Regions from separate parts of the Homo sapiens genome. Here region 1 is linked to region 2. Evidence: chromatin loops called from intact Hi-C (ENCODE). Cell type or tissue: chondrocyte. All regions are shown on one strand. Each heading gives the region's core, and the rest is flanking DNA. Links, peaks and the distances in the headings are about the cores only. Region 1 has its middle 21 kb from the start of RAMP3. Region 2 overlaps CAMK2B (calcium/calmodulin dependent protein kinase II beta).

What was found. A loop is a pair of places that touch in the nucleus more often than their neighbours do. Peaks named below come from ENCODE experiments on the same cell type or tissue, not always from the same donor. Only the 100,000 strongest peaks of a DNase experiment are listed, where the experiment ranks them.
Region 1: a loop joins it to region 2, with 8 times the contacts of the local background. A loop is called at or near these places in 6 of 110 quality-filtered maps.

Annotation. Positions count from the first base shown.
Region 1 is chr7:45,133,315-45,139,428 of GRCh38, forward strand. No RefSeq gene overlaps it. Among named protein-coding and RNA genes, the nearest start is that of RAMP3, 21 kb to the right of the region's middle. RefSeq lists an enhancer at 507-1,007. In chondrocyte, for the core only: CTCF peaks have their summits at 3,010 (motif pointing left) and 3,236; no DNase peak of the experiment used is centred there.
Region 2 is chr7:44,237,769-44,243,882 of GRCh38, forward strand. CAMK2B (calcium/calmodulin dependent protein kinase II beta) reads right to left here. Exons shown (of 24, transcript NM_001220.5): 7 at 5,657-5,759; 8 at 5,482-5,565; 9 at 4,792-4,886; 10 at 4,450-4,572; 11 at 3,932-4,015; 12 at 2,939-2,981; 13 at 1,821-1,895. Among named protein-coding and RNA genes, the nearest start is that of YKT6, 40 kb to the left of the region's middle. RefSeq lists enhancers at 3,109-3,308, 3,469-3,538, 3,559-3,658. In chondrocyte, for the core only: CTCF peaks have their summits at 3,385 (motif pointing right) and 3,595; no DNase peak of the experiment used is centred there.

The DNA of each region.
Region 1 (6,114 bases), core at 419-5,418, 900 kb after region 2:
CGGGTTGTGGTCATCTGGAGCACACTGTCCCCACTCCTGGTCCTATGGGGTCAGCTGGGTCAGGATTTTCTCCAAAACTCTGAGTAAAGACAGGGATGGAGGAGGCCATGCTATTCCACAGGTGTGTCCTGGTCTTGTGGTGACTGCCACAGGCCCTGGGTACATGACCTGCCTTCAGCCCTTGCAATCAGGGTCACGGCCTCTGATCACGTGAAGGTCTCATGCTTGTCATCAGGGTCACAACCCTGGTGCAGGTCCTCAGCCCTTGTCATCAGAGTCAGGACTCCTGGGTGAATGTCCTGTCCTTGTCATTGGGGTCATGACCCTTCGGTGAAGGTCTCACTCTCATTATAGGGGTCCCGACCCTGGGTGCAGGTCCTGCCCTCAGCCCTCTGCCCTCATCATGGTCTGTCTGCTCTGACACCCTTCCTACATCTCCTGTCTCACCAAGTCATGTCCCTGCATACAGTTGCTACACCTCCTGCCTCTAGCTCCTGCTTAGAAAGTTCTCTCCTCCCATCTTTCAAAGCTCTACTGCCACCTCCTACTCCAGGGCTGCAAGGCTGTGAGGCTGCAGTGGGCCCTCTGCCCCTTCTCTTGTACCTAGCAGAACCGTGGGCCTCATGGGCCTGTGGTCATTGGCAGGTGGGTTGGATGTCCCACTGGCTCTGTTTCTGCCCTGGACCACAGCAGGTAGAGCAGGGCTGCAGAGGATGCTGGGCGCAGCCCTGGTGGCTAAGGCCTCATGGTGTCATCTCTGTCCAGCTTGTTCACTTGTGGTCCATTTGCTAACACTTGTGTGTGGCCAGGGGCACAGGCACATGAAATGCAGACCCCAGGTGCATACCCACAGAGGCTCCTCCCCAGCTGCGAGGCTTCTGACAGGGAGTCGCCCCCGAGCTTTCAGAAGAGTCCAGCGCTACACAAGGACGCAAGGAGCATGGATGGTCCTAGGCTGAGATATCATGCAGCCTGGCAGGTGCAGAGAAACAGGGTCTTTTTGGGGAGTCATTTTCTCCAACACTGAGGTGGGAGAGGGCTGGGGAGGCTGGCAGGGCTGGACCATGGAGAGCCATGGGGGCCAGGCCAGGGGTCAGGGTGGCAAGGCAGGATCAGACACGTTTTAGAAAGGCCCTTTGCCAGTTGACAGGGAGGTGGGAGGAGAGGAGAAGGGGAGCCTGGACAAAGGTAGGCACTGGGCCTGGGAGGAAGGTATGTGGGACCGGGGCCTGGGTCTCCTGGGCTGAGAAGGGAAAGTCCAGCAGGGGTGGGGTTGTAGAAGGGAGGGCAGCAGGCCTGGCCTCTACATCTCCATAAACTCTTGATTTCCAGCTGATGCCCCTACTCTGCAGAAACACTGACCCTGGGGAGATTCTGAGGCTCAGGTCAATGCCTTGGGTAGAGAATGAGGAGGTAATGAGCCCTGAATGGAGTGGCTTTTCACTGTTCCAGCCAAGGGGCCCCCTTCTTTACAGCTGGGGGCCTTGAAGCTCAGCTTGGTCAGGGACTTGCCAGTATCACACTGGGATTGGGGAGTGGCCCTGGGACTACCCTTGGCCTCTGGAGCCCCAGGGCCAGGCTGGGAGTCAGAGCACCACCCTGCTCTGTCTTCTTAGAAAAGTGGCCCAGACTGCTGTCCCACACTACTCATGTCGTACAGGGTCAGAGACCCACAGTGGGCCTAAGGCCCTACTGAGGCCTGGTTCTGAGATGAGGTTTCTGGGAGAAGCCCCCTTGGCCGTCCTTTCTCTAGCGGTGGCAGAGCTGGGTGCTCTAGCCTACTAGAAAGATTTCAGTGGCTCCCGCCATGCTCTGCAGACATGGCGGTCCTTCAGCCTACTTACCCCCATGACATTTTGCAATTTTATTTTCTTTGCTAACATTAGAGGACCATTAAAAGCTAGCTTTCTGGTGTGGGAATACAGAAAGACCACCCACATGAGAACAGGCAAAATCTCTTCATCTAGAGCTGCTCTAGCAAGGGGGCTGGCCGCCATCACTGCATTTGGCCAAGACTCACAGGCAGGCAGAGGGAAAGGGAGGGAAAGCTTCACAGTGGAAAAGGGAGGCTCAGGTGAGCCCTGATGGAGGCAGCCAGCCCGGGGAAGCTGGGGCAGCTCACTAGAAAGGGGGCTGCCTATGTGATTGGTTAGAAGAGCATATTTGTTTTGTTTCTGGCTGGTCCTAAGTTGGAAGCAGGGACAAAAATTAGGGAAGCTGCCAGTTATTAATCAAGTTCTGGCCATTTGGGGCCGATTGTTAGAGGGGTTATTGTTTGGCCTTCCAGGATCGTTGCTAGAGAGAGTGGTCTGACTTCCTATGCATTTGGCTGCATAGGAATAGCAGGCTGGCATCCCGGCTGGTTGCTGCAGACTATGGGACAAGTTCTACTCATATGTATGGCCTGGCTATTGTCCTATTTGATATTCAGTCTCTCCCTGGTTTCTCCTGAGGAATCAGAAGAAAGACCTTTGGCAGCTAGGCAATCCAGATCAACTTCCCCTCTGAGGATGACTCAAGAAGCTGAACAATAATAGCCCCCAAAAGTCTTACTGAAAGCATCAAAAAGCTAGCAAGATCTGGAAGAAGACAAGAACCCAGCGGGGTGAGCCTAGACGTTCCAAGCTGCTTTTGCTCTGGAGGCATTTCCAGTTCCAGGGAATTAGCCTGAAGATGAGCTTTGTTTCTGGCCCTGTCCTTGGACTGGAGGTCTAGACGCCAAAGCCCAGTAAGATGTAAGAGGACAACATTTCACCTGATTTTTAATGCAGCTCTGCCAGTTTTCTTTTGGCAATGTCTATTGGTGATACTAATCTTGACCAATTTTTGCCGAGCGTCTCCACTGCTCAGAAAGAGACTAGCAGCCCTGACATCCGGGGGCCATGCCTTAGGGTGCTCCTGCTGAACACAAACAATTACCCAAAACATCGACCTCAGAGAAAGAAGCCTGCTCCATAATCAAGTGTAACTCAGGAGAACATCAACTAACCACAAAATGGCCCAACAGCTCCCTCTCCTGGGTCATGTGAGCAATTGCTGCTTCTTTACCAACTATAACTTTAGCTGAAGATATTTCATCACAGAATTAATTACTCCTGCTGCCTGACAGCCTCCCACCCAGAAAAAAACCCTGTTTTCTTAAACCCTCCCCCAAAATCAAGGCCCAATCTCATGAGGCCTTTATAACACCCTCTCCCCAAGTCGCCTTATGGTTCTCCAAAGCCTGTGTTCTCCCTTGTTACTGCAGCAAGAAATAAACCCAACTTGTTCAACCTGGTGGCCTTCGCCTGGAAGTCTTAACACTGAAAAGTGACTCTGTGTATCTCTCCATTTGTAGTTAATAAATATCTTGGGGGTTGAATTTGAGATTATACTAATAACTTGTTCTTTTCAAACTTGTGCCCGCTAATTTTAACATTCGTTGGTGGATCTTGTCTGTACCACTTATTACTGTGGTGTTTGCCTGATGGTAGTTTGTCTTCGTTCTTCTACACTTATTAACTGGAATTATTCTGTAAGGAAAGGCTGCCCTTTGCCCCATCATTTATTAGATTACTTAGCACTTTGTTCCAGCTTTGGCCATTGGGAGTGCCTTGAGATTGGCTCCCATGTTCTTTTGACAACTGTTCTTTTTTTTGGGCACTTTCTCACTTTCTGGCATGAGAAGATGCTCCAAACTCATCTTGTAGCTTCCCTGCTTCAACCTGGGAATGAGCCATTTTTCTAAGGATCATGGTGCCTTTTTACTGGAGAATGGTGCTTAGAAGCTGAGATCCTAGCAGAGCTGTCCATGCTCCTGGGTTGTCCCTTGTTGAGGCTCTCTCATCAGCAGACAGGCTAGGAAATATACGCATGTCTGCTAACCCACGCGTGGACATGCATGTGTATTTCTGTGTCTATCTGTTTGTATGCAGATTAAAGTCCTGAGTTTATACTGATACCTCTGGTTCCAAACCAACACAATGGGGCTCGCTTTAGCCTTTCCTCACTTGTAACTTCTTTTTCCAACAGTGAGAAACCCAGCTGTCATTATTATGATATTCTTACTAATTTTTTCAGTTCTAGTCCATGCCTCAAGTAGTTTCAGAATTGCTTGCCACACCCTTGGAGGAAATACATTCACTGGCTACATTACAGCATTTCTTTTTTTTTTTTTTTTGAGACATAGTCTCACTCTGTCTCCCAGGCTGGAGTGCAGTGGCACGATCTCGGCTCACTGCAACCTCCGCCTCCTGGGTTCAAGTGATTCTCCTGCCTCAGCCTTCTGAGTAGCTGGGATTACAGGCACGTGCCACCATGCACAGCTAATTTTTATATTTTTAGTAGAGACAGGGTTTCACCATGTTGGTCAGGCTCGTCTTGAACTCCTGACCTCAGGTGATCCACCCTCGTCAGCCTCCCAAAGTGCTGGGATTACAGGCGTGAGCCACCGTGCCTGGCCCATCGCAGGATTTCTGTGCGGTTCTTTTTGCCTTTAGCCATACAGGATCCAGTCCCGGTACTGTTTTCCACAATGACTTAGGTGAGCTCTTTTCCTCCCTGCTCCCTTCAATGCAGCTGTGCTGTTCATTTGCAGTGCTGTGAAGCTCAAGTGCTACTGTCTGCATTCCATTTTGGGTTTTGCTTGTTTTTTGAGTGTGTGAACTCTACTTTAACTCTAAGAGTCACACAAAAGGCTAGAGACGCAGAGTGTACCCCTCCCCATCCTATCACTTTGTTCTCATCCCCCTGGGTACCCTTTTTCCACCCTTCTCTTAGGTGACCAATCTCTTTAGCTCCTCATTTATCCTTTTCTATATTTCTTTGGCACAAATGAGCATGTACATGTCTATTTTCTTCTCTCTTTTTGAGACAGAGTTTTGCTCTTGTCACCCAGGCTGGAGTGCAATGGCACTATCTCGGCTCACTGCAATCTCCACCTCCTGTGTTCAATGATTCTCCTGCCTCAGCCTCTCAAGTAGCTGGGACTACAGGCATGCGCCACCATGCCCAGCTAATTTTTGTATCTTTAGTAGATGCGGGGTTTCACCCGTGTTGGCCAGGCTGGTCTGGAACTCCTGACCTCAGGTGATCCGCCCGCCTCGGCCTCCCAAAATGCTGGGATTACAGGCATGAGCCACCACACTGGCCCATAATCCACAAGTTTAATATGTGGTAGTTTCATTATTTTTCAGTTCAAATATTTTATCATTTCCATTTTTATTTCTTCTTTTGCTCATGGTTTATTAGAAGCATATTTCTTTAGCTGTTAAAAAGGAGGAAGAGGCGACAGAGCGAGACTCCGTCTCAACAAAAAAAAAAAAAAAAAAAAAAAAAAAGGAGGAAGAGCTCCACAATTGAGGTGAGGGTATTTCTAAGACATACTTTAAGTGAAAAAGGCAAAACACAAACAAGTATCCATAAAATGTTATCCTTCAGGTAGGAAAGAAGGGGATGTAAGAAAATAGACATGTCAACTGGGCGTGGAGGAGGAGCATTTCTTCCTTTGCTCTTTCCAGCGGCCATATGAGCAGTGTCATCTACGTTCTGCAGATAAGGAAATGGACTGAGAATTCATTTGCTCTTTCCAGCAGCCCTATGAACAGAGTCATCTATGTTCTGCAGATAAGGAAATGGACTGAGAACTTAGACAGGGAGTGTGTCTTCTTTCTCTCTGCACCCCGATGCCTGAAAATGTCGACTGGAAGACACCTAGGCCTGCAAGGCTGTGAGGGAAGTCAGGGGGTCCCAAGGGCTGCCTGTGGCCACCCTGACTTGGATCTGGAACACCTGCTCCTCCTTACTCATTGCTGCCTGGCGTGGCTCCACACTTACCCACTCCTCCAAAAAATGGCCCTGGCTAGGTTGGGTTTACAGTGGATTATTAATGCTTTGATAATCCTGCCTGCCCTCTCCCTCCGCCCTCTCTCTGTCTCCCCAGCCTCCTGCTCCTCCTCTGGTCTTCCTGTCCAGTCATGCTGCCACTGTCCTGCCTTTATTCTGTAGGCTGAAACATTCCTGCCTCCTGCTTCTAGTCTTCAAGTAAACTTTCAAGTAGCGTATGTTCCTCAAACATGGCTCTCAGGGAGCAGATCTTACCAGGAGTGGAAAAGGCTCCCCGTTGCCTGTCATGTG
Region 2 (6,114 bases), core at 559-5,558:
CACAGGCATCTCAGACACCTGGGTTGGGGGTTCTGCAGGCCTCTGTGGGACAAGGAGAGACCCTCTGCCCTCCATCCTGGGAAGGCACTGCCCATTCCCGGGTCTCCAGGCCGGGGCAACTGCTGCCACCCTGCAGCTGGCCGGACACTGGGTCTCCTATGCCCTTACACCTGATCAATGCAGGAGAGACCACAGAGGCCAAACTGAAGCACACTCGACAGACGGGGTCTCTCTGCGGGCCGAGGGGGCTATGCCACATGGGCTGGTACCAGACTCTGACTGGATGGTACTAGACTCAGCTGCCATTGGCAGAGAACTGAGCTCCATGCTCACTGCCGTGTGATATGGCTGAGCTGGGCTGACCTAGCAGGATGGGTGGTCCTCTCAGCCCTGCCTCTGCCTTGTCCCCTTAGCTGGTCACCCAGGACAGCCATGCTGGGCTCTGTCCACATGCACTGACCACCCTCCAGGACAGAGCTGCTCTCGGCGCCCAGGGTGGAGCCACACATGCAGGGCCTCATGCACCGTCGCCCCACGTTCACTTGCAGACAGGCGGGCATTGCAGCGGGAGCCCCGGGCACAGGGCAGCGTAGAGGCAGCTGTCTCTCAGCACTGTCCCCTGGGCAGCAGTGCCTCCCCAGAAGCCACTAGCCTCACTCTTTTCTAATCACAGCCCCCTCCCGCCTGCGCTCTGGAAAGGCCTGTCAAATGGAGAAGACGTGGGAGGGCTCTCCCGGGGTGCTGCCTGCTAGACACGTCCACTGGGCTCATGGGAGGAGAATAGACTGCCCTCCCCGAGGACGCCCTGGGCCTCCCCAGAAGGAGGGTTCTCTGGCTGGGAAGGCCAGGCTGCTCACCCTGTGGGTCATGAGGAGGCCTGGGGAAGGCAGTCTCCAGCACCCTGGAACCTCTGCCGGGTCCCCAGCCCACGTTGGAGGCACCGACAGGGAACTCAGCAGCTCAGCCCAGGGAGGATCTGGGGTCACCCCTGTAGCCCTCTGTGTTCTGTGGCCAGGCGTTGTCAGCTTGGCCTGCCCTAAGCTCTCACCAGCCTTCAGCTCAGGCTGGAGCTGCAAGGAGGTCTTGGGGTCGCCTAGCCCTCATGGGGTCTGCCCATGGTCACAAGCCAGCAGGTGGGCAGAAGCCAACTTGGGCCTCTGGCTCTGGCCCCGCACAGCCCAGAGGAGCAGGTGGCCAGTGCCGGCCTTTTCCCTCACAGGGTTTGAGGCCAGGGGAGGAGGACTTTGCAGAAACAACCCAAGAGGAAGCCTTGAAAGTCTCCTCAGGGTGCATAAAACCCTCACCCACTCCAGAGCGGCTTGTCCTGGGGGGATGCTCAGGGCAGACATGCATGTGTAGGACTCAGCAGCACAGACCACCGTCTCCATGCGGCCCCAGAGGGGCAGGGTGTGTGTCTGCCCCAAGGGCCTCTGCCTCTCTGGCTCTGCTCCTCAAGGCTCTCCTTTCAGGATTCAGACCCCCCAGCAGCAGGCCCAGTGGCTCCCTGTGGGCCCAGGCCATTCTTAATGGGGGTCTCCGGACCCCCAGACCTCGGGGGCCAGGACCAGAAGGGCTTGGTGTAGCCCAGGGGCCACCTAGCCCAGCCCCTCCTCTTACAGGCGAGGAGCCTTGGGGGCTGCCTCCCTGCCCTTGTGGTGGGCTCTGCTGGGATGTGACCACACGGGAGCAGGGGCTCCCGGGGGCCTGGCGGCCTCTGGGGCGGCTCTGGAGCCCGGCCAGCGGCTGCGTGCAGCAGGGGGCTGCATGCTGGCAGGAGGGACGGGCGGGAGCGGGCGGGACGCTGGTCGAGACACATCTACCTTGTTCCACCAGCCCCATGGTGGTGCCGGAGGCCGCGGTGGACATTGTGGCCGGAGCGGTGGTCTGTCTGCCCACTGTTAGCACCGGGTTAGAGACGAGGGGAAGGGAGGGGTGGGCGGACACAGACGAGGGGTGGGCGAGGTAAGGGAAGAAAAGAGACAAAGGAAGCAGAAGAAGATTAGAGTTAAAGTTTAGGTGACAGATGGTTCCAGAATCCTTTGCTCAAGAGAGTGAAAACAAGATTGGACTGATTGACACGGAAAAGCATTTGCCTCCTTTCTCCTTAGAAAACCCCAGTGGGGGCTTCTCATGCCCAAAGGGTGTGGTGAGCACACAGCAGACAGGACAGTCCTATTAGTGTTGGTGTGACCGTGTGCACGCGTTCCCGGCATTACAGCATCACAGCAAAAGTAACAGGATGGCGGGTGGGGGGCACCAGATGCAAACGGACAACGAGAGAGACGGATCACAGACGCTCGCACACGGAGTGTCGGACGACGGAGAAGCCACAGGTACAGCTTGTCCAGACCTGGGCTGCCGGCTCCACTCCGGGGCTAACATCATGCCCGATGGGTCTGCCAGCGCCCTGGGCCTCAGGGGTCTATAACAGACCCCACCCCCCTGCCAAGAGAACTTGCTTCCCAACCACCCACCCTGAGCAGCCGGGACAGGAGGCTGCAGCTCATCCAGAACTTGGAAGGAGGCCCCCGAGCCTCCCGCATCACCCCGCATCCCTTCTGCCCACCTCCCGCACAAAACACAATGTTCAGAGCACTCAAAATGACAAGGAGGCCACATAGATGCCCGACAAACGCCTGGACAGACACACACGATGCTGTGAGCCCCAGTGGGGCAGCACAGACGCTCGTGTTCAGGGGGTGGAGGGACACAGACCCAGCACGAAGGTGATGGCCTCGGGGGGCTGGACCCTGTGGTATCACCCAAGGTGGGAGCCCAGCGGGGCCAGGTGGGCAGTGGGTCTCAGAGCTGAGGGCAGACGCCGAGGGCAGGCCTGCCGCAGAGGAGGAGTGGAGAGGCTGGTGAGGAAGGAGGCGCTCTCCTGCGTGGGCCAGCAGGGAGGGGGCAGCGCCTGTCTCCCTGGAGAAGAAAGGCTCACCTGAGAAATTCCGTGTGGCCAGCATGGTGGTGAGGATGGCTCCCTGGGGAGAGACACAGATAAAACCGGGGCTATCCCATCAGTGTTCCCTGCTGGCTTCTGGCCAGGATAAGACCCCTGTCCTCCTGCCCAGATGCTCAGCCTCATTGTCATGAGGCTGACATGACCTCAGCCTTCCAGAGAGGCAAGAGCTCCAGGAAGCCAGCAGCCGCACTGAGACAGATCACCTATTTCCAGAACTACACACACCCTGGGCCTAAACCTGTTGACCAACTACAGCTTCTAGCTGCTTCAAGACCCCTCAAGCCTCAGGGGTCACCAGAACAGCTGGTCACCACGGCAGCTCCTCTGGGGTCCAGCTCCCTGACAGCCCCTTCTTTTCCTGACAGGCTCAGACAGGGCAACAGTCCTGGGGCTTCCGGGGAGAACTGCTCAGAGACCAGCAGAGGGCAGTCAGGCAACAAGTCCCCATCCCGGAACCCACAAGTAGAGGGACTGCCAGTGTGCGGTCACCGGAGCCAGCCCTGACCAAAGCAGGCAGGTTGGATACCCTACTGGGACCCACCTCCCTCCCAGAACTCCCCCAGCCCACCCAAGACCAGTGTGTGTGGCTCTGCTCTCCTTACCAAACCTGTCTGAGCCGGAAGCTTCGGACTTGCTTGTACTAAACAGTGTGACTGCCAGAGGGTGAGTGCTGCCTGCAGAGCCCGGGTGAGGAGCCCACAGCGAGCGCTTCAGGACAGCTCCTCCAAGGGCTGCTAGGAGGTGGCACAGACAACTAGGAGGAGCCACACCTGGCCCAGGGCCCCTCTGGACTCATTCCCAAGCTGGCCTGAGTTCACCTGATGCATCCAGTCTGGGACTTGCTAACAGTCAGTCTTGGGGGCAGCAGTAACCCCTAGGTCTGCCCAGACCCCCCAAGGCCCCCCTGCTCCAGCCCAGAGGGACACAGAGAAGCATGGCCGTGCCTGGGACTAGGGGCCAGGGCCTCACCTTGAGCTTTCTCCTGGCATTGAACTTTTTCAGACACTCCACAGTCTCCTGTCTGTGCATCATGGATGCTACCGTGGAGCGTTGCTGTGGGGAAATGGGTGGTCATATGGCAGCCGAGCCCGAGGCACAGGGGAGAGGCCAGGGTGGCAAGGCTTGTGGCACCCTGGGGTCCCCACTTGCCAAGAGCCACCGGCCACCATTGCGGCAAGGGTTGTCTGTCCCCACCCGCCTGGGACTTCAAGACTCGTCTCTCCCTTGCCTCGTCCACTCTGCCCCTCACAGACAGGACTGCAGTTGGGAGGAAGGGATCACCTCTACCCTCTAATGCCTTCCAAGCCCCAGGCCTCACAAACGTGCTGGTATGTCCCAAGCCAGAGGCCACAAGGAGCACCCAGGGGACCCAAGGGAGCTCTTGGATGTCAGGAACAGGACCCTCTTGGGGTCCTTGCCAGGGGAGTGGTCTGAGGCCATCTCCACCAGGAGCCCCCTCCCCACCATGGGCACCAAGGGCGACTCACGCAGACCCACGGGTGCTTCAGGGCCTCATGGGCTGTGATGCGCTTGGCAGGGTTGATGGTCAGCATCTGGTTGATGAGGTTTTTGGCTTCAGGAGTGACGGTGTCCCACTCAGGGGACGGGAACTGCAGAAGGAAACAGCGCCCCGGCCGGGCCTGAAGCTCCCTCTCAGGCAGGGGCAAGAATTCTCCAAGGGGCTTCATCTCCAGCCACGAATCTGGGAGAGCAGGACCCAGGACCTGGCCACAGGTGGCTTCACCCCACTCCTAGCCTCTTCCCACGCTGCCCTCACCCGGCCACACCTGGAGGAAGGGAGCTCATCAGAGAGGGGCTGGTGCACTCACGTCATAGGCACCAGCCTTGATCTGCTGGTACAGCTTGTGCTGGTCCTCGTCCCAGAAGGGTGGGTAGCCCACGAGCAGGATGTACAGGATCACCCCTGCGGATGGGGCCTGTGAGCACCGCAGCCACTTGCAGGGTGCCACCGTCCATGAAGCCCATGCCCTGCACCCTCACTGCCTAGCTCCTGTGGCCCTGGGAGGGCATTGGGGTCCTCAGCATTCCTTTGCCCCCACCTGTGCAGCAGACACTGGGGTAGAAGGGCACAGCCGGCCCCCTGACCTCTGCCCCACACCCACACTATCACAGGGATGAGGGTGATGTCAAGCCCCTCTGCTGCTCCCCACCTCTGTGGGAGGAGACCCCTACCCAAGGAGGTGGCCCTGCCCATGGCCCAACAGCCCCTGACCTCTCTTCTCCACTCCCATCCACCCACCACACTTCTGGACCAGACCTCTGCTGAGCGCAGGCGAGCACTGGGGTGCGCCAGGTTCATGTGAGCAATTCTAATCTGGGTGGAAAGGGGGCTCTTGGCTGTGTGGGCAGACCCCTGCCAGGGCAGCTCAAGGGCAGGTCTGACACAGATAAACCCAGATGAGAGCAAGACGTGCTGGCCACTGCACACTCCAGGATGTAGGTGGGAAGTCCTGAAACACCCGAGGCCCTGCCCCGCACCAACTCAGGCCAGGCCTCACCACATGCCCAGATGTCCACAGGCTTGCCATACGCCTCTTTGCGAAGGACCTCAGGGGACAGGTAGCCTGGTGTGCCAGCGAAACCTAGAGAGAGGGGAAGAGGCCACAAGGGGCTGTCAGCATCACCTCCTGCCCTGCCAACTGCCAGCCAACACACCCTGCCCCTGGCACTCACCAAACCATGCCTGCTGGTCCCCCTGCACCTCGATAGCTAGGCCGAAGTCTGCCAGCTTCACTGCAGCCCCTTTGCACTTGCTGGCCAGAAGCAGGTTCTCCGGCTGCAGGGAGGTGACCGGCACAAGGGTGCATGTTGTTTAAACCCAGAGGTGTTATGTGGGGTTGGGTGGGGGGTTACAAAACAGAGAAAACAGTGGTTTGCAAGAGACAGGTGCACAGGTCTGAGCCCTGCCCCATGGTGTCTGCAGGGCATGGCTGAGCCTTCACCCCAGAGTCCCAGACGCTGAGCCTGCAACCCCACAGCCCCTCTGCCCCTGGGGACAGAGACACAGCAGCTCTGGCCTTTCAGAGGAAACTTGGCTCTCAGCCTGAGCTTGGATCCCCATAACCTGGAAGGGCGACCTGGGGGCTAGTTGGACCAAAACCTCAAGCTCATCCTTACAAGCAAACTAAATG